Linked DNA regions of Homo sapiens: all the other regions are linked to region 2. Evidence: chromatin loops called from intact Hi-C (ENCODE). Cell type or tissue: endothelial cell of umbilical vein. All regions are shown on one strand.

What was found. Hi-C counts contacts between places; a loop is a spot of excess contacts. Peaks named below come from ENCODE experiments on the same cell type or tissue, not always from the same donor. Only the 100,000 strongest peaks of a DNase experiment are listed, where the experiment ranks them.
Region 1: it touches region 2 in a loop (3-fold over the local background); 3 of 110 quality-filtered maps call a loop at or near these places.
Region 3: a loop joins it to region 2, with 7 times the contacts of the local background. A loop is called at or near these places in 57 of 110 quality-filtered maps.

The regions. Positions count from the first base shown.
Region 1 is chr15:68,535,759-68,543,758 of GRCh38, reverse strand. It overlaps a transcript of CORO2B not described here. Among named protein-coding and RNA genes, the nearest start is that of CORO2B, 39 kb to the left of the region's middle. In endothelial cell of umbilical vein, a CTCF peak has its summit at 4,535 (motif pointing right); a DNase peak (open chromatin) is centred at 388; H3K27ac peaks cover 1,132 bases.
Region 2 is chr15:68,380,111-68,388,110 of GRCh38, reverse strand. The region is part of intron 2 of ITGA11 (integrin subunit alpha 11); the gene reads left to right. Among named protein-coding and RNA genes, the nearest start is that of ITGA11, 48 kb to the left of the region's middle. In endothelial cell of umbilical vein, a CTCF peak has its summit at 4,483 (motif pointing right); DNase peaks (open chromatin) are centred at 3,380 and 4,490; H3K27ac peaks cover 1,695 bases.
Region 3 is chr15:68,249,864-68,257,863 of GRCh38, reverse strand. It overlaps a transcript of CLN6 not described here and the pseudogene HMGN2P40. Among named protein-coding and RNA genes, the nearest start is that of FEM1B, 24 kb to the left of the region's middle. RefSeq lists an enhancer at 346-993. In endothelial cell of umbilical vein, a CTCF peak has its summit at 4,755; DNase peaks (open chromatin) are centred at 613 and 4,743; H3K4me3 peaks cover 735 bases; H3K27me3 peaks cover 557 bases.

The DNA.
Region 1 (8,000 bases), 160 kb before region 2:
TCTGCAGCTGTGTTGGGGGAGGACTGGAGACCCTGAGATCAGAGGCAGGCATAGGAGTCGATAGAAGTTGATTAATTCAAGAGTCATTACAAAGGAAGCCTTCTTTGGAGGCAAGCAGGAGGGTCTGTATGGGAATCATGGACTCTGCCCCTGGGAAATTGGCCTTGCTGGCCTTAGAGTTGCATTTTTTAGTTATTCTCACAAGACCCTGGGGTGGGAGGAGGAAGGAGGGGACAGGGTAGAAAGATGGGGATTGGGGATCCACCAGCCCCCATGCTCTTATCCTCTGTCTCTGCAATGCCAGGAATGGGCTCAGACACCAAGATAAACAATGTGTTGACCTGGCCCAGGCTGAGAATGATGCTGATAGTGACTATGAATCAGCCCTAGGCTTTGGTCCAGGAGAGAGAGGCATTTCCCAGTCAGGGGGAGGGAGGAAGCCAACCACTGTTCTGGAAATTTCCACTCACATTATCTCCCTCTGACAGGGGAGCAAACTGAGGGCTCCAGAGGGGACATGACTTGTTCAAGGTCACATAGCCAGTGAGAGCCAGTCTTTGAAAATGCATCCTTCTGTCTCGAAGGCCAGGGTCACTGCAATTTGTGGAGATATCTGGCCATGCAAAGCCCCTCCACCCCCCGATCCCTGTTGGAAGCCTTCCTGAGTTGTCTCCGTCAGTCTAACCTGATGCTTTTTGGACTCACATTGCCTCAGTAGTTAGGAGTCTCCTTTGTTCTGCAGTAAACCAAGGCATCCCGAGGAGCCTGGAGCAAGGCATTCCTTTTCAATACATCCGGCAGCTGATTATCACTCAGCAAGTCACACATTGATTGCTGATTGTCAGAGCTAGAGCAGAGATAACAAAGGGAAGCACACATGCCACATGGGCAGACACTAGGGCTGCTCCAGAAGGTTCCCATCTCCCTCCTTCCAGGCACATGGTAGCACTGCATACCTCTGCTCTCTTTGGAAGTTAAGTGAAGCCATATGACTTGCCCTGACCTATAAAAATGTGAGCAGAGGTGACAAATGACCCTTTTGGGCAGAAGCTTTAAGAGCCAGTGTGGAGTTGGCTATGTCTCCTTCCTGCTTGCAGGGATGAAAGCAGGTATTGCCACGGAGTCACAGGTGGCCATGAGGGTGCCCCTCCCTTCTGCTCCACATTGGAGCCAGAAATAAGCTCTTATTGATTTTAAGGGTGGTTGTTGTTAGCACAGCTTAACCTAGCCTATCCTGACTAACACAGAAATTTGTACTTAGAAGTGAAGTGCTGTTAAAGCAAAAAACAATGAAAAGATGCAGTATTCTCTTAGAGATTCAGTGGCAGCAATAAGGAACTGATGTTGGAAGCTGGAGAGATAGCTATCCATGCAGTGGAGAAACATTTGGTGAAACTCTCACCTGTAATTACTTGAAATGTAGGGAAAGAAGTTTGAAGACAGAAATTGAGTAGTGTGTTTTGCTTGCTGTTGGCTGCATTTGGCAAAGTACTGCAAACGAGATGAGTTCAGAAATTGATTAAGGATGGGTCAGCCTAATACATGAGTGCTTATGATAGGATCAAATTTGGATCCTTTGGGGTCTTTTGCTTCCAGCCAAGAAGTAGTAAGAGACTGGATTTACTAGCCCACCTGAAACAACTAAAAATATGAAACACTGATTTTCAAGACACCAGACCTCAGGCAATGAAGTCATCCCTAAGACGCAACAAACAAATGAGACAGTCCCTGTGACCGTCCCAGCTTGCTGCCTTGAGAGAGTTTCCAGGCCACGGTGCAGGGAGAAGGAACACAGGCGGGTCCCACAGACTCCCTGGGTTGAGAGGGTGGAAGGAACTGAATGTAAGGAGGCCCAGGCTGTCAGAGTTCGCAGGGCACAGGACTGGAGAGAAGAGAGCCACACAGACGGAGAACTCCAAAGAGCCACCAAGGGTCTCCCTCAGGCATTTAGCAGAGTTTGATCAGCACCTGCGTGTGAGGAAGCCCCATGAGCCAGCGAAAGAATCACCCGAAAGGGTTAGAAGGAACAGCACCAGAAGCTCATGCGGGGCCAGTAATAGTACCTGCTCTCCAGCCAGACTGAAAAAACTCATAATTCATAGGGCACTGGACAAAGCACTCAGGAGGATCTTGTTTTAGTAGCTGGGGATGATTAGCTCTAGATGTTGTTTTGCTGAAACTAACTCACCACTGGCACTGTGATTATGGTATTGACTGCAGTGATATAGATTCCTTCGAGTTCAGCTTATTATCACCTTGTGTTGTATGATGATCCAACTCCCCCATCACCTTTTCCTCCATCCAAACTACTCTAAAGCCTTTGTTCATATAGCATTTTTGATGTCACTGAGTATGAACTCATTTATGTACTATATCCTTCTGATGCTAGTCCTTAAAAATAAAATAGTACTACTTGGTGCCAATAGGACTCTTACTCAAATGAACATGATGACCCTGAAATCACATTATGGTCCTTAGTTATAAGATGTTAAATAGATCAATGATTTTCTTCCTTTTTTTATTTGAGACAGGGTCTGGCTCTGTCACCCAGGCTGGAGTGCAGTGGCACCATTTTGACTCACTGCAGCCTCCACCTTTCAGGCTCAAGCCACCCTCCCACCTCATCCTCCCGAGTAGCTGTGACTATAGGCACACACTACCACAACACCTGGCTAACTTTTTAATATTTTATGTAGAGATGGGGTTTTACAATATTTCCCAGGCTGGTCTCGAACTGCTGAGCTCAAACTATTTGCCCATCTCAGCCTCCCAAAGTGTTGGGATTACAGGTGTGAGTCACTGTGCCCTTGCAGAGGATCTGAAAAGTCACGACTATTTTCATAATAATCCTCTTTTTTTACTGTATTAAAATGTGTACTGATGGTACAGAAGCAAAGGTGGCTAAAACTGCTGGTGCTTTTAGCGTGAATTAGGGCAGACTATACTGACAGTCACTGACTCTCTGTGTGTGTGTTTGTGTGTGTGTTTTAACCACCATGCACTTGCAGTTTAAAAAAAAAGCCAACTTTACTTAAGAATGTTCTTGATGAGGCAGTTAAAATTATTCATGTTATTAAATATTGACCCTTAAGTACTTGCCATTTTAATATTCTAACTCAGTGTGACAAAATGGGAAAATGTATACAGCAGCTCTGCTGCATACAAAAGCATGGTGATTGTTTAAATGAAAGGGACTGGTGAGACTGAGTTGTGAGCTAAACTGCACATTTTTCATTGAACACTGGTTTTGCTTGAAAAACAGATAAGGTAAAGTTAATCAGACTTGTGTATTTGGCAGACATTATCTTGAAAATAAATGAAAGGAGCCCACCACTTCAAGGAAAATAATTGACAATCATTGCTGCCAATTATAAAATTCAAAATTTCAAGTGCAAATTAGAATTTTGGAAAACTTGCATCTGCTACTGTGGGATTGACAGCTTCCCAATACATTGTGATGGGTCGTGATGTTAAGTAATGTTGTTTTTTAAATATTGTATGATTAAATGTGTCAATATTTGGAAGATCTACATAATTCAGTGAACTAATATTTTCCAGGTGATCAAAGTATGATGTTTCAAAATCATGCACAGGCAAAAATCCATTTAAAGTGCAAGGTTGACAAATGGATTTTAATGTTACAGAGTATGAAAACATACTGATGTGATTTCAAATTCCACATTGCAACTAATCTTTAAGAAATTCCTACTAGTTGAGTTTTGGTGCATGGTTAAGGGAGAATATCTACAATTATCTTCAAAAACTGTTAAAATACTCCTCCCTTTTTCAACTGCACGCTTGCGTAAAGCCAGATTTTCTTTATATACTTTAACCAAAACAACATACCACGATAGATTGACTGCAAAAGCAGGAAGGAGAATCCAGCTATCTTCTATTAACCAAACAGCAAAGAGATTTCCAAACAATGTCACTCATTCTATTACTTTTGTTTGTTTGGGACAATACAAATACTTTGATTAAAATATGTGAATACATAATATGTTTATTGCTGTTATTTAAAAATGCATTAATAAGTATTTCAAAATGTTCTGTTTTTCTATTATGATAAATATTATTATTACTATTATTTATTTGAGACATGGTCTTGCTCTGTCACCCTGGCAGACTCAATCTTGGCTCACTGCAGCCTCAGCCTCCCAGGCTCAAGCGATCTTCCCACCTCAGCCCCCTGAGTAGCTGGGACTACAGGCACACGCTGCCACGACCGGCTAATTTTTTTTTATTTTTAGTGGAGATGGGGTTTTGCCATGTTGCCCGGGCTTGTCTGGAGCTCCTGAGCTAAAGTGATCTGCCTGCCTTGGCCTCCCAAAGTGCTGGGATTACAGGTGTGAGCCACTGCACCTGCCATGATAATTATTGATAGACATATCTCATATGTTCCAGTTATCAATTTACTGACTCTCAGTTCCAAATTTATCCTTCACTACCAGCTCTGCAAAAATGGAGATGGGCCCATTAAATAGTTTTCTTTTGCCAGCTGGCACAGTGGTAAGCGTTGTCAGTAGAGGGCGCTACAGAGACATAGCAGAAGGAAGGGATTTTCCCTCACTGTTCTCTCAGCAGGCTCCTGCAGCTTGTGGCTTCTCTAGAGCCCAGCTCTGCTGTCTTGTGGCTAGCCTTTATCTTTGGTTACTGGACTGTCTCCTATGCCTCTAGAAGCCTGTGGGCATTAAATAGCTTAATACACTTCAATTATAATGCAAACATTTGAATTTTGACACAAAAACTGAGATGTAAAAGTGTGATTACTGTTCTGTGGTATAAAAATGTAAAAGGATTAACGGTTTTTCAAACCATCAACACCTCAGGACTTTAGCCAACTGACCTCTTAGAAATGAAGATTCCCTGGCCATATCTCCTTCCCTGATCAAATAAAGTGAGACCCAGATCCATGAGAACCTACAGGCTACTGGAATGACACCTCTTTAGAATGTGAGAAGTCCTAATAGGTCCAGGGATCCTCTTCTCTCCCAGTAGGTCTGGGGAGGTTGGGAGATGACAGTAAAGCTGGGTTTTTTTTGTTATATTAATAAACTTGTGAGTTTCTTCTCTCTAGGTAAAAGCTTTTTCATTTAAAGTGAACTTGAAGACTGGACTTAAATCAAAATAATGAAGAGAAAGGACCAAAATGGGGCCAAATCAGCTGGGACAATGTGAGCTCTGACCATGCAGAGAAAAAAGGAGAGCAATTCATATGCTGAAGCCACCGCAGACTCCAGTAGTGGATGCCAGGGCAACGCCCAGGACCTCCTCACAGTCACCAGCCCAGGGTACACCCAGGACCAGCCCCTCCGCAGCTGAGGCCAGAGGTTCCAGAGGGCACATACTGTGTCAGTCTAAAGCCCCAACTCTCCTGTACTGCCACATCCTGTGTATTTTTACCGAATGAAGCCAAGCATAGCTTTGAAAATATACATTATTTTATGCAATTAAAAGTTACTGAGGGGCAGGTGGGCCTCCTGGAAAGCTGTGGCTATTCCCCTCTTCCTCCACACACACCAGGAATCTCAGGGGAGGCAGAGAAAAAAAGGAGAAAGGGAAAAAATTATTGGGATCAATTAAATTGTAGGGTTTCTTGCTTCTGTTACCCAATGGATAGTGATTTGAAGGAGATCCGATCAATTACTAGAGAAAAAAACAAAATTATATATTTCTCTGAATAGTTAAAGGTAACGTAAGTAAATGTGTGACTTTGCTACTTGGATATACTTAATTGTTCCACCTAGATGATACCTACTCTATGAACAAGGCTCCCCGCCACACACCAGAGAGCTGATGCTCAACACATACTTATTAAATGGAACTTACTAAGCTCCAACCATGTATTCTATAGCAGGAGTTGGCAAACTTTTTCTGTACAAGACCAGATAGTAAATATTTTAGGTTTTGCCACAGAGGATCCCTGTAGCAACTACTCAAGTCTGCTGTTGTGGCTTAAAGGCAGCCATAGACAATATGTAAACAAGGCCGTGTTCCAAGAAAATTTATTTAAACACTGCATGTTCTTACTTATAAGCGGGAGCTGAACAATGTGAACACGTGGGCACAGGGAGGGGAACAACACACACTGGGGCCTGTGGGGGAGGCGGTGGGGAGGGAGAGCATTGGGAAACATGGCTGACGCATGCTGGGCTTAATACCTAGGTGACGGGTTGACAGGTGCAGCAAATCACCATAGCACACATTTACCTACGTAACAAACCTGCACACCCTGCACATGTACCATAGAACTTAAAAAAAATTAGCAAAAAGGTCCCAAAACTTTATTTACAAAAACAAGCAGTGGGCTAGTCTGACCTACTACAGCCATGGGCTGTAGTTTGCTAACCTCTGCCCTAAGTCATAGCAGCCAGAGTGCCCATGCTATTGCCTAGTAGTCTCTGGAGAATAATGGCCTCTCCTCTTTCACCCTCCAGATCTCATGTGAGTGTCCTCACAGCCAACTCTAATCCAGAACCACCCTGAAGGGAACTCTGGGAAATGTAGTTCTTGGCTTCTCCTCTTCAAGAGGGTGGCAGTGATGCTAAATTGACAACAGGTAATCCAGCATACCAAGGTGTCTGAATCACCTAAGATTTACAGGCCAAGGTGCCAGGATGACAGAAACCAACTTTTCAGAATCACCTATTGTTCTTTGGATTAAAACACTAGATTAGGCTTGTGTGTGAGTGACACAAAATCCAAAATAAAAGTGCTTCAGTGAGGCAATTTAATTCTGCCTCACATCAGGTAGGTTTGGGGTGGTGCTCCACAGTGGCAGGAGCTCCTTCAATCTCGATACACCACCATTCGTGGTTTCCCTGCCAGCATCACTTCCTGGCTCCAGGTGGCTGCAGGAAGCAGGCCAACATTCCAGCCAATAGGAAGGAGGAAGGGCTGATGAAGGGCATAGCCCCTCCATTTACAAATATTTTCCAGAAAGTGTCTCTGCCACTTCTGTTTCCATGTCATTGGCCAGACCTTAGTCACAAGGACAAACTTAGCTGCAAGACAGAATGAGAAATTGACTTTTTATTTCAGTTTTTATTCAGAAATTTAGTTTTTAGCTGGCCATGTCACAGCTAAAAATCAGTGGTCTATGACCAAGGAAGAAAAAACAAATATTAAAACACTATCAGTGGTCTTTGACATACCAAAGTATCACAATCACACTTTGCAAAGGCTAAGATTCTGAAACCACATCACGTTATTACAGGCCAGTGTTACAGAGTTGCATCATATTCTTACAGGCCAACGTTCTGAAATGCTGTGCTATTATAGACCAGGGATTCTGAATCACTTAAGATTCTCATTGGCTAAGGTTCTAGAATTAAATAGCAGTTTTTTAGGCCAAGATTCCAAAGTCACATAAGATTCCTACAAGCCAAGATTCAAAATCACAAAACCTAATAAACCAACCTTTGCAAGTCACATGAAATTCTTGTGATCAAGCATCCAGAAATATATGAGATTTCTAAAGAACAAGTTCCAAACTCATGCAAGATTCCTACCAGCCAACGTACATGGAGATCAAGATTCCAAAATTAAACTGAACTTCTTGTAGACTAGGCTTCCAGACTCACACAATATTCTTGTAAAGCAAGTTTCTGACGCCATACAGTGTGATTATAGTGCTATTCTGACAGCTATGATCCTGGAATCAAACATATTTTCTATTTCAAGCCAAATTTTCAGAATCACATAATGTTTTAATAAACTAAGTTTTCAGAACCATATAAGTTTATTATAAATCAAGTTTCCAGAAGCACACAAGGTTATAAATGACATAACATTATTAAAAGCCAAAATTACAAATCATATATCATTTTTAAAGGTCAATGTTCCAGAATCACCTGAAGTTCTTTCAACCATTGTATCTAGAAACACACAGCATTCCTAGAGGCTAACATTCCATAAATCCATACAATTCTTACAAACCAAGTTTCCAGAATCAAACGATGTTCTTAAATAACCTGAGTTCTTGAATCCTACATACTGCT
Region 2 (8,000 bases):
AGCAACAGGGTGCAGGCTTTGGAAGTTCAGGTGAGCTGAGCTTTGGACTCATTGGTTTGGAGGATCCAAGGGCCATCCAGGTGCAGGGGAGGGGGCCTTCAGTTTGGCAGGGAAATTAGGGCTGAGACCCACATGTGCATCAGGAGAGCTCCATTCAGCAGGGAGAAGGAAGCGGGGCTTGGGATGAACGACAGACTGCAGAACGTCCATAGGTATGAGGAGGAAGGAGAAAGAGAAGGCGGAGAGAGAAGGGTCAGAGGAGGTGCTGTGTCCGGGGGCAGAAGAGGAGAGGATTGTGAGGAAGACGAAGGTGGGTGCAGCATCGTAAGGACTTCCAGCTCTAGGAGGGAAAGCAGCAGCCAGGAGTGCCTCTCCTAGAAGCAGCTGAAGGGGCCGGGCTGGGCAGCTCACAGCACTGGGCAGCCTCTACCAGGATTGGAGCCCAGCGGATGTAAGGGAATGTTTATAATATACATTAACACACACAGAAAATCTCCAGTCTCTGCAAGGCTTTACTGTCATGTGTGTCATGTGTAAAGAGTCTGGAATGAACTACTGTCCAGCAATGACTCTCAAACCTTAGCGTGCATCCCTGGAACGCTTGCTAAATCGGATTGCTGGAACCCACCTCCAGAGTTTCTGATTCAGTAGGTCTGAGTGAGGCCTGGGAATGTGCTTTTCTAGAACTTCCCAGGTGGTGCTGGTGCTGCTGGTCTGGGAAGCACACTCTGAGAACCACACACTTAGCGGTTGCCATTCCCAGTGTCTTAAGCTGGTTACAGCAGGCAGAGGCAGAATCACCGTGTAGATGCCTCCATCTGTGGGGCCAGGGAGAGCCCAGAGACAGCGGAGATGGGGCTGGAGGTGAAGTGGGGAGGACAGAAGGTGCTATTTTTGAGGCGATCTGCTCACACTTCATTCTTGTAATGCACCCAGAGGCCCCTTCCCTCTCTCCCTCTTATCCTTTCCCCTACCTTCTTCTACTTTTCCATCCCTGTTCCTTCACTTTGCCAGATTTCTCACCTTACTTTCTCATCTTTTCTCCTCATTCTCCTCCCTTTCCCCCTCATCCCCTCCTCCCCCATCCCTTCTCGTTCTTCCTTCCCCTCTTTACTCCCTCGCCTGAGTCTCTGATAGACATGGGTGAGATAGGGGGTGAGGGGGCGGCCAAGGCGAAGGGAGGCTGCCCTGTCCCACCTCTCCCTGCTTCTCTCAGCAGCTGCCAGTGTCTTTAGTCTCATCAGCCTGTCTTGTACCCACGAGAGGAGGGAAGGATAAAGAGCCCCATCCAGGCTCCCAGCACCCACCTGCAGCAGTGGGCCTGCAGACTCCCAAGGCTGGGCAAGGAGAGTGTGCACAGAGAAGGGTACAAGAGCAGCCAGAGGGAGGGTCCCTGGACCAGGAGAAAAAGGAGAAAGGGGATCCTGGTGGAGCAGGAGAGAAAGGAAGTTGGGAGATGGGCTGCCCCCTGCAGAACTGACCGGAGCCTCGGTTTCCTGAATCCTGGGGTGTCCTAATGGGAAATAGAAGCTTCTCTTGGGAAAAAGGGAGCATTTTAAGCCTCACTCTCATCGCCCTCAGCCATGGAGGGACAGACATGGTGGCCTGACTCCCCAGAGTCACAAAGGGTCCTGGGCAGCCTTCCCGCCTCTTTGAAGGATCCTCTGGGATTATTTTGCAGCAACTTAACTCTGCACTGTGTGGCCAGACATGGAAAGGGCTGTGGAATTGGGTGTCCTGAGGATGGACTGCGAGGCAGTAGGGAGGGAGACCCAGCAGCTTGCCTGGCTTAGAAGCAAATCATCCACCATGGCCAAGTGCAGATCCTGCCAACACCCACCATCACCACTACCACTACCACCCCCAAAGCTTGGCATGACACAGCAGATGGGCAGCCATGGCCCCTGAAGTGGACCAGGGCTGGAATGGACCTACCTGGCATAGGTTGATCAGGTTAATACCCATCTCTCCTTGGGGACCTCTCTATAGATACAGTGTCTTCTACTTGTGGAGACTCCAGGCAGAGGGGAGAGCCCCATAACCTGAAGACAGGGCCACCATTCCCATGATCTTCAGAAGACCCCAATTCTCAGAGATGATGGTGGGCTGGGGAGGGACAGAATGGCTGGAGACAGGCCCAGGAGGCGCAGGTGGACCACTCAGGCCTGTGGGTGGGGTTGGCCTTTAGGGCTGCTCCGTCAGCTGCAGCTCCTCCCCAGGCCTGGGAGGGGTCTGAGAAATCATTTGCCCCAGCCTCATGATTTTACAGATGGGGGCACTGAGGCCCAGAGGTAGAAAGAGACCAGACCAAGGTCACACAGCAAGTCAGTTTGAGGGCCGGGACTGAAACCTAGTCTCCCAGCCCCCAGCCCAGAGTTGCTTCCATTTCTGCAGCATTTCCACCGGGAATAACAAGCACTTAGGCGAAAACTACCCAAGGGTCAGTTCACCCACCATCGCAGATCTCATGTCTCAAGACTTTGTAGATGATATTTACCCAAACTAAATTCTAGTTGGGCTAAGGCATCCATCCTTTTACAGTGGGTTTAGGTACTGACCTTCCCAGATAACAAATTTGCATTTTCACTAGGGTCTTCCATGTCTAAAACCAGAGGCCAACTATGGTGGAATTTGGGTTGACTGCAAAGGCAATCCCTGAAGAGTAAATCCACAAAACCAGCCGTGGAGCCTAGGCCCAAGAGTGTTGCCCTCTGGCACTGCCACTTCCTCCTCTCCCAACCCAGAGGTTTCCCAGCTCCCATTGCAGTCCTTTCCCACAGGCATAGAGTGCTGTCTCGGGGCACACACAGGCCTTCTGCCTCAGCAGAGGCAGCAAAGGCATGTCCGAGTAGCTCCTCACTACAGGGAGAATCTAGGCTTCGAAATCACAGAACTGAGCTCCCTTCCCAGCTTGGCTACTTTCCAAGCAATGGAAACTCAAGCACATCACATCCACTTTCTGGATCACAGTTTCTTCATCTGTAAAATGGGTATGGTGATGTGAATCCCAAAGGGTTCTTATGAGGAAGAAATAGGAGATGGTGTTTAAGTGTCTACCATGGGGCAGAGGCTGAATGAGTGAGTTCCCTACACTGGCCTATGCCCTGGAGAAAGGGTATGGTGTCCAGGGACAGGTTTTGAGGAAAGGGCCTCTGGGGCTTGTTGTTTGAGCAGAAAGATGCATCTTACACAAGTCTGCCCTTTTTCATCAGTGACAGTGCAGGCTGCCAGGCCTGGGGCAGCCTTGGTTGTTGCTGTGGAAGCCTTTCTGAGCAACATCCTTTGCTCTTTTCCTGGCCTGGGCCCCCAGAACAGGCTCCCAACACCACAGCACATAAACGCTCTCCGCTATTTTCTCTTGGAACAAATAAAATCCGGCATCATGACTCATTCTGGTTAAAGGATAAGTCACTACAGAAGCGAAGCCCAGGATAGGATGAACCACCCAGTGCACGAGAGATAGAGGGAGAGATAGAGAGGGAGAGAGGAAAAACTGTATTCGTGGGGAAACGTTGGCCCAGGGCCCCAGGCCAAGCCACCCAGCAGACCTTGGCAGGCACACACAGACAAGAAGAAAATGAGCTGCAGAGGGCTGGGAGAGTGGAAATCCAGACATTCGTCCTCACTGGCAGGAGCTGGGGCATCTTCAGGCCCTCAAATGCACAAAGCAGCAGTGAGAATGACCAAGGAGAGCACAGCAGCCCCAGAACCAAGAGCGAAGTCTGGGGCACTGTGGATTTAGGATGTGGCCTGCAGACAGCTCCTAAGGTTCCTTGCATCTCTTGGGTGATTTTTTTTCCTCTTCTCTCCTTGCTTTTTCATTCTGTCTCCTTTTTTTTTTTTTTTAATGCCAAACCACACAAGAAAGTCCCAGAAATTGAAGAGATGTCAGTGAGGGTCCAGGAAACTTCTGACACACACACAAACTGGTCAACCAGAGATGGAGCTAATCTCAGCTCCACCCTCTAAGGCCTCTAAGGCCAGTCCTCAGGGCCATAGAACGTCCTTAGTGCTGAACTCGGAAAGGCAGGAGTTCAGCCATTGCATGCTTTTAGAGGTAAGACGCACAATCTCGGTAGTGAAAATATTGAAAAGAAAGTCTCCTTGTTACTAACTTCCAAGAAAGAAAATAAATTTAACGTGGGCAGTTCAGGAAAGCCAGAGGGGTTTGCCAACTCAGCATCTTTGCCACCCGTCTCTTCCCACTCCCCCACCAGCCTCCCCCTACAGCAGCCTGTGGGCTCCCCACAACCTCCTTTCCATTTCTGCAGCCAACACCATTTGTTCTGCGATGCCAACATCCTTCCTAAGTCCAGTGAAGGAGAGGAAATGGGAGCTTTCCACATGAGGTGGAGAATAAAGAAATGTTGAAATTCCCTGTATCTTGAGAGTGGCTTTCTATAACTTCATAGGTTTGAATTTTCAAGGCTGGTACTGTTTTTAATTGCTCCTTGGCACTTTATGTGCAATGATCATAACTGACACTAGGGGGTGCAAGATAGCCCTCCAATGGCTCCTCTAGTCAACCATTGAGGCTTCCTGTAGATATCACTCAGGGTAGCATGTGCTTCCATTCAGTTAGGCTATAAAATGTGAAAAACAGAATTTCTTATTGAAAACCACAAGGTGCAATGTGCATGTTTTAAGGTTATATACAATTAGAAAAACAAATGAAGGTGCCATAAATGCCTTTTCTCACTAATTTTAACTATAATTAATCACTATCTAACCCTTGTTTTCTGCAGGCTTGGATAAAATACCTCTTTCTAACTTTCTCTGACTCCTTCATGAGGAATCAAGGGCTCCTTGGGATTTCTCTTTTTTTTTTTTTCTTTTTTTTGAGGCAGAGCCTCGCTCTGTCGACCAGGCTGGAGTGCGGTGGCATGATCTCGGCTCACTGTAAGCTCTGCCTCCCGAGTTCACGCCATTCTCCTCCCTCAGCCTCCCGACTAGCTGGGACTACAGGTGCCCGCCACCACGCCCGGCTAATCTTTTGTATTTTTAGTAGAGGTGGAGTTTCACTGTGTTAGCCAGGATGGTCTCAATCTCCTGACCTTGTGATCCGCCTGCCTCGGCCTCCAAAAGTGCTGAGATTACAGGCGTGAGCCACCACGCCTGGCTGCTCCTTGGGATTTCAAACTCTTTCAAATAGCTTTTCTTTTTCAGTGCCTTCTCTTCCAAGCAACCACAAAACTCAGACACATAACCAATAGCAAGATGCTTGTTATCAACCTGAGGCCATCTTGACAAGGTTTCTGTCATCTTCTGTTGAATTCCTGCTTTCCCTCTTGAATCTTTTCTTCCTGGTTTATCTGTGATGAGTCACCTTGAGACAATAATGTAGACAGACATGGAAAGAGAGTTGTAGAAAAAGCCAATCAAGAAAAATGGAAACTGGAATGGGAAAAGGAAAGAAGAAAGATGAGATGGAAAATAAAATGCCAACAAGAGAGAAGAGAGGGAAGGGAGGCTGTGAACCCCCAAGGGTAGGGCTTGCCTTTATTCATCTTGGCCTCTTCAGGGGTTGGCATAGGCCCACAGATGGTGAAGAAGAAAGGGAGGGAGAGAATGGTTCCAGACGTCTGGATGTGACCCAAGGTAAATCTTGGGGAAGCCCAAAGCTGGATGTCCTTGTGTTAAAGGGTCTGGAGACCATGGCCCCTGGATGGGAGAAGTTGAGATTTCTTATTTTTTTTAATTTTCCTTGCAAAGTTTGGAAGGGCCCCGCTAAAGTGAACTCAGGCAGGAGACCAGGTGAGTGGTGGCTGGTGGCCCGGCCCAGCTCCGGGATGGCTCACCCTGTGACAGCAGATCCTCTCTGCAATTTCTCTTCTGCCACTTTCCAACTGCCGAGCCAATGATTTTATAACCCAGGAGGAGGACATTTCCAAAAATGTAATGACACACTTCACCCTCCAATGAAGCTAGCCCACAGCCTTTTTGTTTCTTTATGGCTTCTTGAAATAAGAATAAGTCTATAAGAATGACTATTTGTCACAACACAAAGGGAGAGGAGAAAAGTAAATCTGAGCTTTGAACCAGACAGAAAAGACTTCGAAGCAGTCCATGTAAACAATGATTCCCTAATGCAACCCAAGGCCGGCTTCTGTGTCCTCTGCGCTCCTGCACTCCATCCACCTCCCAGAGGTGGGGCGAGGCCTGGGTAGGAGAGTGAGGCCGAAGAGCTGCCCCTTAACTAGCTGGGTGACTTCGCCTCTCTGTGCTGTAGTTTCCTCAGCTTCAAAATTGGAATGTAGCTGGGTGCGGTGGCTCACGTCTATAATCCCAGCACTTTGGGAGGCCAAGGTGGGCAAATCACCTGAGGTCAGAAGTTCAAGACCAGCCTGGCCAACATGGCAAAACCCCATCTCTACTAAAAATACAAAATTTAGTTGGGCATGGCAGTGAGCGCCTATAATCCCAGCTACTCGGGAGGCTGAGGCAGGAGAATCGCTTGAGCCCGGGAGGTGGAGGTTGCAGTGAGCCAAGATGATGCCACTGCACTTCAGCCTGGGCAACAGAGCAAGACTCTGTCTCAAAAAAAAAAAAAATTGGAATGCTGTCTCTGCCTCAGGATTGAGAAGATTAGGTCAAAGTCAGGGATACCTGTAGCGCAATCCCTGGTACCTAATAAACTCCCCCCAGAATATTCATTCATGCATCCATTTATTTGTTTATTCATATAAAGTGCTTTGAATGGAGAGGCACACATGTCCCACTGTTTATTTCTTGGTTGGGCATCCTGTCCTCTATTCCCGTATTATCTGTTTTCCATCATCTTAAAGCCTGGTGATCACCTGATAAAATAATCCAGGGGTTCCCAAAGCTGGCCACAAAACAGAATCACCTGTGAAAGGTCAAAAAGAATACAGATATCTCAGTCAAGTCCAAGAATTACAAAGACAGACCCTCTAGAGGTGGTGCCTGGTAATCCCTATTTTCAAAATCCCCAGGTGAGTCTAATGCCCAGCCAGGTGCTGGAATCACTGACTTAATTTTTTCTAAGAGGTCTGTGAGTTCCCATGGATCCATAGGTTAACTCCGTTCCAGGCTTACACTGAGAGTGGCCCTCAGTGCCTGAATCCAAAGAGGGATGACCAATGGCAAGAAGTTAAGAACCCCAGAAAGCAGGTAGGGGCAACCTGACTGGGTGACAATGCTGTGCTTGTCAGTCATGTAGGCATCCAACCGTCTGTCTGTACTTAGGACCACTTTAAGTAGAGTTCTCTGGACAAGTGAGGCAAGAAGGGAGAGGACTTGGAAAGTCAGAAGGGAGGAACAGGGATGAACCTGTTGAGGATGACTCTGCCACAAGCTCCATGAAGGCAGGGAATTGTCTGTCCCTCCAGATCCCACCTCAGGCCCAGCCTTCATCATGGAAGGCAGCATAGAAATAATGCACATGAGCGCCGGCACCATGCGGGACCCTCCCTGTGAGCCCCAGCCCTTTTTCACCTGAGTGACACCTATTCATTATGCAAGCCTCTGTCCAGGAGTTGCCCCCTCCAGGAAGGCTCCCCAGACAGCAGAGCAAGAACCCTTCCTCTGTGCCCTGCCACACCTGGAGACCCCTCTTGCGGCATGTTCTCCACACTAAATTCATCGGGTATAAGTCTCCCTGCCCTCACTGGGCTAGGGGTTAGGCTGTGCTTCATTCATCTTTATGTTCACAGAGCCCAGCACATAGCAAGTGCTCATTAATTATTTCTTTGAACAGAATGTGTCCAAGTCCCTCATTTTACAGATGGGGAAACTGAGGCTCAGAGATGGCAGGTGACTCACCGTGGGTCACTTAGCCCATCTGGGGATAGGTTAGAGATAGCCATGAACATGTCAACAGGCCCACGAACAAGAAAAGAGTATCTGTCCTTTCACCTCCAGGCCATCTCCTTTTTCTGCGTTACCCAAATCCCTGTGGCTGGTAGACACAGCTGGAAGAATGAGGGTACCAGTTGTGCCTCAGCCTCTACCTGACCACGTGATTTGGGGCCAATCCTGAC
Region 3 (8,000 bases), 130 kb after region 2:
ATATATATATCATATCTCATATATATCTCATATATATCTCATATATATCTCCTCATATATATATCTCATATATATCATATATATATCTCATATATATCATATATATATATGAGATGAAGGCCAGAGAAAAGGTGGTAAGATCTATTAATTGTAGGTCCTATTGGAATCAAAAGATTGCTGGACTTGTGGTGCTGGACAACCCAAAAGTAGTGGTCAGAGCCTGGAATGCTTGAAATTTAGATTATGGAAGCAGGACTGGCTACATAATTTGTGGACCCGGTGCAAAATGAGGATGCCTTATTCAAAAGGCAAGTAAAAGCTTTTACCTTGCTTCTAGCCTTCTCTCTCTGGACTTTTTGTGCTTTTTATATGCTACTTATGAAAATTTCTAAATAAAGAAAAAATACAATTTTAAATTATTAGCACGAATTTTACCATTTATGTTCATATTGTGCAATGTGGAATCACCGAGTTACACAATTCGTATGTTACGGCTTGTCCCCAGAGGGTGCTCTGACTAGCCAGAAGAGACAAACAGCGCAACAAAGACTCAGGAAGCTTGCAAGCAGGAAAACAAGATCCTCCCTCCCTCACGCCGCCCCTCCCCCAAGCTCGGAGCCAGAGGCGGGCGCGCTCCCTCGGGCACGCGGGTACTCTGGGGCTGGCGCAAGCCCTCAGCGACGCCGGGCGCGTGCGTTCCGCTGCCTCCAGCCCCTGGGCACCGCTGCCGTGCGCTCGCTGGCGGGGAGAGGCCTGCAGAAGTCAGGCCAGGTGTCTCTCTTTCCCTTGGGCCCGCGGCCCAACCGCATGGCACCAGGCAGCCCCCAGCGGTATTGCGACCTCTGCGTCAGTCGCGCTCAGTCCCTAGATACAGGTGTGCCGGAGAAGCCCAGGGAAGGGATGCGTGACCATCACTACACCCTGCCCCACGACGCGGTGGGACGCGCACCCTGACCCTCCCCAGAGCCGCGCCCAGGACCTTGCCTGGGCGGAAAATGGCAGCCGTTGCCGGGAAGGAGCGGCGAGCGAGAGGCAGGCCCCGGCCAGAGACACTGGGAGCCATCCCTAGGAGGGAGGGAGGCGAGGCGGGCTTGAGCCGAGCCTTCAAGCCACTGGCGCAGGCGCCATTGTCCTGTGAGACTTCGCTGAGAAAACTCAAATTCAAAGGTAAAAAGTAAGTTTCAAGGCAATGAGAGCAGCGCATTAAACCAAGGGCGAAGCCCTTCTGAACGTGGGGCCCTGTGCGACTGCACTGCCCACACCCCTGAAGCCAGCCACGTGTGTGGGGATCCCAAAGAGAGTATTGTAATAACAAATACTGTGATACAGGAGTGCTATAACACAAGTATTGTATTGGTAATAACGGCTAGAGCAGTGCTGCCCAACAGAAATACAGTGCGAGCCACATATGTAATTTTACATTTTCTAGTAACCACATTTAAAAAAGGGAAAAATGGCCGGGCATGGTGGCTCACACCTGTAATCCTAGCACTTTGGGAGGCAGAGGCAGGCGGATCACTTGAGGTCAGGAGTTCTCAACCAGCCTGGCCAACATAGTGAAACCCCGCCTCTACTAAAAATACAAAAAAATTAGCTGGGCATGGTGGCGCGTGGCTGTAATCTTAGCTATTTGGGAGGCTGAGGCAAGAGAATCGCTTGAACCTGGGAGGCAGAGGTTGCAGTGAGCCGAGATGGCGCCACTGCACTCCAGCTTGGGAGACAGAGCAAGACTCCGTCTCAAAAAAATAATAATAATAAAATAAAAAGAGGGGAAAGGCTGGGGGCGGTGACTCATGCCTGTAATTCTAGCACTTTGGGAGGTCGAAGAAGGAGGATCACTTCGGGCGAGGAGTTGGACAACAGACAGGGCAACATAGTGGGACCCTGTCTGTACAAAAATTAATTAGCCAGGCATGGTGGCCCGCACCTGTAGTCCCAGCTACTGGGGAGGCTGAGGCAGGAGGATCTTTTAAAACTGATAAGTTGAGGTTTCAGTGAGTGGTGACTGCAACACTGCATTCCAGCCTTGGTGACAGAGGGAGACCCTGACTCCAAACAAGAAAGAAAAAGTAAAAAGAAACAGGTGAAATGAATTGAAGTATTTCATTTAACCAAACATATACAAAATATTGTTTCTTTTATTTTCCCAAGCCAAACTGTATCCAGCTTTATTAAAGATACTCTCCATAAACAATCATGGCATTTCAGGCAGGGCATGGGCAAACAATAGTTAACATATGCAGTGACTTTCAAACTCCCTTCTTCAAAGGACTACCAAAAATCAGAAAGCCACTATAAAACCCAAATGAAGTCCTCATCTGATGCTCTGAACAGGGAAAGTTTAGAGTGAGGTTGATAGTTCATGTTTAGCATGTTGTTTAACAATGTTTCATGAGCTGACCCTGACTTTCAGGAAGTGAAATGAAAATGGCAGAATTTATCTGAAGATCCACAATCTAGAAACAGAACCACTGCTTTTTTGAGGGGTTCCATCTCAGTGGCATCACTGGAAAGGCTAGATTGCCTGACACACCAGTAACCAATTATTGGGGGGGGTCAGGTCCAACAGGTGTCTGGGTTTAAGGGAGTTAAATCTATGCTGAAAGGTGGAAAGGGAGAAGAGGACATAGAAAGGAATTTGTTTTTCCGTCCCACGAGGCTTTTGTGCCAAGGGACCTTGTGTGTCAAAGTCAGGGAATCCCCCTTCCTGGGAGCCAAGGGCAAGTCTCCCAAAACTAGAAGGGAAAAGGGTTTTCCCCACATCAACCTAGCTTCGGAGACATTCTGTTAGTGACATATGCCCCTTTCCCAAAAAACACAGTGAAGTGTTCTGTGTGCTAACAACATAGCTTAAAAAAAAGGTAAAACAAAATTCTGCATTTTTGTAAAACTTGATAAAAAATAGCATTTCAAACTGTACAGTCACCAGAAGTACACAGTTATCAAAAATGCACACACTTCACTTGGCATCTGCAGCACCTTCAGCTTTCTGTGTCTGGTCTGTTTGGGCATCTCCATTTTCTGCAGGGTTATTCCCCTCCTTGCCAGCTTCAGCTTTTCCCTTTTCCCTTTTGGTACCTTCTCTCCCTTCTTTGCAGGGGCCTTTTTAGGTTTGGGCTCTGGCTTTGGAGGAGCAGGTTTAGCAGAAAACCTCGTGGATCTTCTCTGTGGTTTGTCCTTCATCTTGGTTTTATCTCCTTTAGCATCACCTTCAGCCTTTCTCCTGGGCACGGTGGTGGCGGCAACGGCGGCGGGACATAGGCGCTGGGAGCGTGGCTTTGATCTGTCCTGGGGTCGTTCTCACCTCTTTTTCACACTGCTCAAAATATTATCATTTCAACATGTAATCAACATTAAAATTTATTAAGAGACATTTGACCTTTTTTCATACTAAGTCTTCAAACTCCAGTGTGTATTTCATACTTACAGCACATCTTATTTCAAGTGCTCCCTTGCCACGTGTGTCTAGTGCTATGGTAGCAGACAGGGCAAGTCTAGAGAGTGAAGCTGCAAGTGGGTGGCTCACCACCATCCAACTTAAGAACGAGAACATTACCTGCTCATGCATCCACCTGTATGCTCCCTATGCCCCTTTCGTATCGTGCTCTCTCTCCTCACCAGAGATAATACTGGCTTGAATTTCATGTCGACCATTTTCTTGATTTTTAAAAAAATATGTAGTTTTGGCCGGGCGCGGTGGCTCACGCCTGTAATCCCAGCACTTTGGGAGGCCGAGACGGGCGGATCACGAGGTCAGGAGATCGAGACCATCCTGGCTAACACGGTGAAACCCCATCTCTACTAAAAATACAAAAAAAATTAGCCGGGCGCGGTGGTGGGCGCCTGTAGTCCCAGCTGCTCGGGAGGCTGAGGCAGGAGATTGGCGTGAACCCGGGAGGCGGAGCTTGCAGTGAGCCACTGCAAGCGGAGTTTGCGCCACTGCACTCCAGCCTGGGCGACAGAGCGAGACTCTGTCTCAAAAAAAAAAAAAAATGTAGTTTTATCATAGGCATAGGTATTACCAAAGAAGATATTGTTTAGTTTACTTGAGATTTATAGAAGTTAGACTTTATGCTGTTTGTGTGTCGCCACTGGTGGCATAATATCGGCGGCTAAAAAAGAAGTATCTGCCGACATTTGTGTCACTGTCACATCAATCACATCATGTGAACAAGCTATTTGGCACCAGACTTTCTGTGAGTGATTTTGATGACTATTGCATTGCTATTTTAACATTGATTGTTACTAAATTTTAAGTATTACTTTATATATTGCAATAGTGTCATCAGACATTATTAAACAGTGGTTCTAATGCTAGTGGTGAAAAACACAGCTCCAAAATGTTAGACATAAAAGTGCAAGTTAGATGTGTCAATTGCCATGAGGGACTGTCCTCCCGCTCCATGTTATTAATTTAGGAATGAATGCCTTGGGAAATATTGGAACATTCTGAGAAATAAAACTCAGCATTCAAACAGAAACACTTCTAAGTTTGCAAAAATAGTTACATAACCAGGCAGAAAGAAAGGAAAAATAAAAACAAAAAACCCGGTCACGTGGCTGCAAGATCCATGCCACAGTGATGTACGCCTGAGATGCTGTGGTTGTGCATTTAAACACTCTGAGCACATCAAGCCCTATTTTATATGTATCCGCATGGGGAAATTAGAATGCTGCTAGAAAGCTATTAGGTACATGTCCATTTACACCAGCCTTTCCCATTCAGGATTTATTTCACTAAGGTGCTAGCCTGCCATGTAGTGGCGAAAGAGGGAAACTACAGCTCTCTTAAAAACTATAGTATTTGATACATCAAAAGAACAAATGCAACATGAAATGAAGACTTAGAAACTCGCCATTCAACTTAAGAACTAGAACACTGCCTATTCATGCATCCACCTGTATTCCCCTTTCCTGTCTTGCTCTACCTCCTCACCAGAGGTAATACTAGCTTGAGTTTCAGATTGACTATATTCTTGATTTTTAAAAATATGTAGTTTTATCATAGGCATAGATATAACTAAACAAGATATTGTTTAGTTTACTTGTTTGAGCTTTATGCAAGTTTGACTTTATTTAGTTTTCCACAGTTTGCCTTTTTCATACATTATATTTGACCAGGTTGATGTGTGTAGCTATAGTACATGCACTCTGTGAATATATCACTATTTTTCCATTTTCCTATCAGTAGACATTTGGTAGACCCCAATTTTTGGTAAATAGTACTGCACTGAATATTGTTATGCTTGTGCAAGAACTTCCCTGCAATATATCCAGTTCAATTTTACAAAATATTGCCAAAGTGTTTTTCAAGATTGTACCAATTTACACAATATTGGTGGTATAAAAGAGGTTCCACTGATACATATCTTCACCAGTACTTGCTACTAAATTTGTTAATTTTTGCCAATAGAGTTGGAATAAAATGCTTATTGTGGCATTTATTTATATTTACCTGATTGTCAATGAGGTTGAGCATCTTTTCATGTTTGTTGGTAATTTATGCTTCCTTTTTTGGTAAAGTGCCTATTCATGTATTTTGCTCATCTTCCTACTGGTTTGTCTTTTTCTTATTTTAAGATTCACACAAGACCGGGTGTGGTGGCTCACGCCTGTAATCCCAGCACTTTGGGAGGGCAAGATGGGTGGATAACCTGAGGTTGGGAGTTCAAAACGAGCCAGACCAACATGGAGAAACACTATCTCTACTAAAAATACAAAATTAGCTGGGCGTGGTGGTGCCTGCCTGTACATCCCAGCTACTCGGGAGGCTGAGGCAGGAGAATCGCTTGAACCCGGAAGGCGGAGGTTGCGGTGAGCCGAGATCACGCCACTGCACTCTAGCCTGGGCGACAGACCAAGACTCCGTCTCAAAAAAAAAAAAAAAAAAAAAAAAGATTCACACATACACACACACACATACACACGCACATGCTAGATCTTTTTGTCAGTTCTACATGTCACAAATACCTTCTTCCAGTTTTGCATTTTTGCAGTTAACAACCTTGCTGGACTCTCTTATTAATTCTAATAATTTGTCTGAACATTCTTTTGAGGTTTTCTATATATGCAATTATATTACCTACAAATAATGACAGTACTGTTTTCTGTCTTACCCTTCACCTTATTGACTAGAAGGGGTGATAGCAGACATCTTTGCCTTATTCTGTTTGTTTGTTTGTTTGTTTTGAGACAGTGTCTCACTGTGTCACCCAGGCTGGAGTGCAGTGGGGCGATCTTGGTTCACTGCAACCTCCAACCCCCAGGCTCAAGCGATTCTTCTGCCTCAGCCTCCCAAGTAGCTGGGATTACAGGTGTGCACCACCATATCCAGCTAATTTTTGTATTTTCTGTAGAGAAGGGGTTTTGCCATGTTGCTCAGCCTGGTCTCGACCTCCTGAGCTCAATCCATCCACCCGCCTCTGCCTCCCAAAGTGCTGGGATTACAGGTGTGAGCCACTGCGCCTGACCTTGTCTTAGTCTGCTCTTAATGGAACAATGTTTACAGTGATCTACCATTAAGAATGATGAAGATTATAGGCTTTTTAAAAATAACCTTTAACAATAGGAAGTTTCATTTTATTTCGGCTTTACTAAGAGCTTTTGTCATAAATGGATGTTAACTTTTACTGAATGCCTTTACTATATCTATTGAGATAATTATATAACTTTTCTCCTTTAATCCATTTAATGTGATGGACTAAAGTTATGGATTTGATGTTAGAGTATAAGAATGATTTACATTCTTATACTCTTTGGATAAATCCAGCTTAGCCATCATAAATTGTCTTTATTACATAATGTTGGATTCAGTTTCTTAATATTTTGTTTATAGTATTTACATCCATGTTCATCAGAGATTCTGGTCTGTTATTTCCTTTCTCATACAGTCCTTGATTAGTTTTATATTAAGTTTATACTAACCTCATACAGAGTTAAGAAGTATGCTTCTTTTGATATTCTTTGTAAGAGTTAGTATAAAATTAGAATACAAATACAGTCCCCAACTTATGATTTTTTTACTTTATGGTGATTTGAAAGTAGTTCACATTCAATAGAAACTGTACTTCAAAGCCTGAATTTTAATCTTTTCCTATCTGTAGGCTAACGTGAGTGTTTTGGGCATGTTTAAGTTAGGCTAGGATAAGCTATGATGTTTGGTATCATTTGCTCCATGAAAATCTGCTACGAATTGCGTGAAAACTATCTAGGCTTGATTTTTTTTTTTTTTTTTTTTTTGAGACAGAGTCTCGCTCTGTCGCCCAGGCTGGAGTGCAGTGGTGCGATCTTGGCTCTCTGCAACCTTCGCCTCCCGGATTCAAGCGATTCTCTTGCCTCAGCCTTCCGAGTAGCTGGGACTACAGGCATGCGCCACTAAGCCCAGCTAATTTTTGTATTTTTAGTAGAGACGGGGTTTCACCATGTTGGTTAACCAGAATGGTCTTGATCTCTTGACCTCTTGATCCGCCTGCCTTAGCCTCCCAAAGTGCTGGGATTATAGGCATGAGCCACCGTGACCAGCTGGCTTGATTTTTTTTTTTAAGCCACTGATTCAATTTATCCCATAGCTATTGGACTACTTGGGCTTTCTTTTCTTCAGTAGGAATTTAATTTTTTTATTTTTCATTGATATATAATAGATGTACATATTTTCAGGGTACATGTGATAATTTGGTACATTTGTATAATCAAATCAGGGCCATTGGGATAGCTGTCACCTTAAATATTTATCTTTTCTTTATGCTAGGAACGTTTGAATTATTCTCTTCTAGTTATTTTGAAATGTCCAATAGTGGCCGGCGCAGTGACTCACGCCTCTAATCCCAGCACTTTGGGAGGCCAAGGTGGGTGGATCACGAGGTCAGGAGTTCGAGATCGGCCTGACCAACATGGTGAAACCCCGTCTCTACTAAAAATACAAAAATTAGCCAGGCCTGATGGTTCGCACCTGTAATCCCAGCTACTCGGGAGGCTGAGACAGGAGAATCGCTTGAACCCGG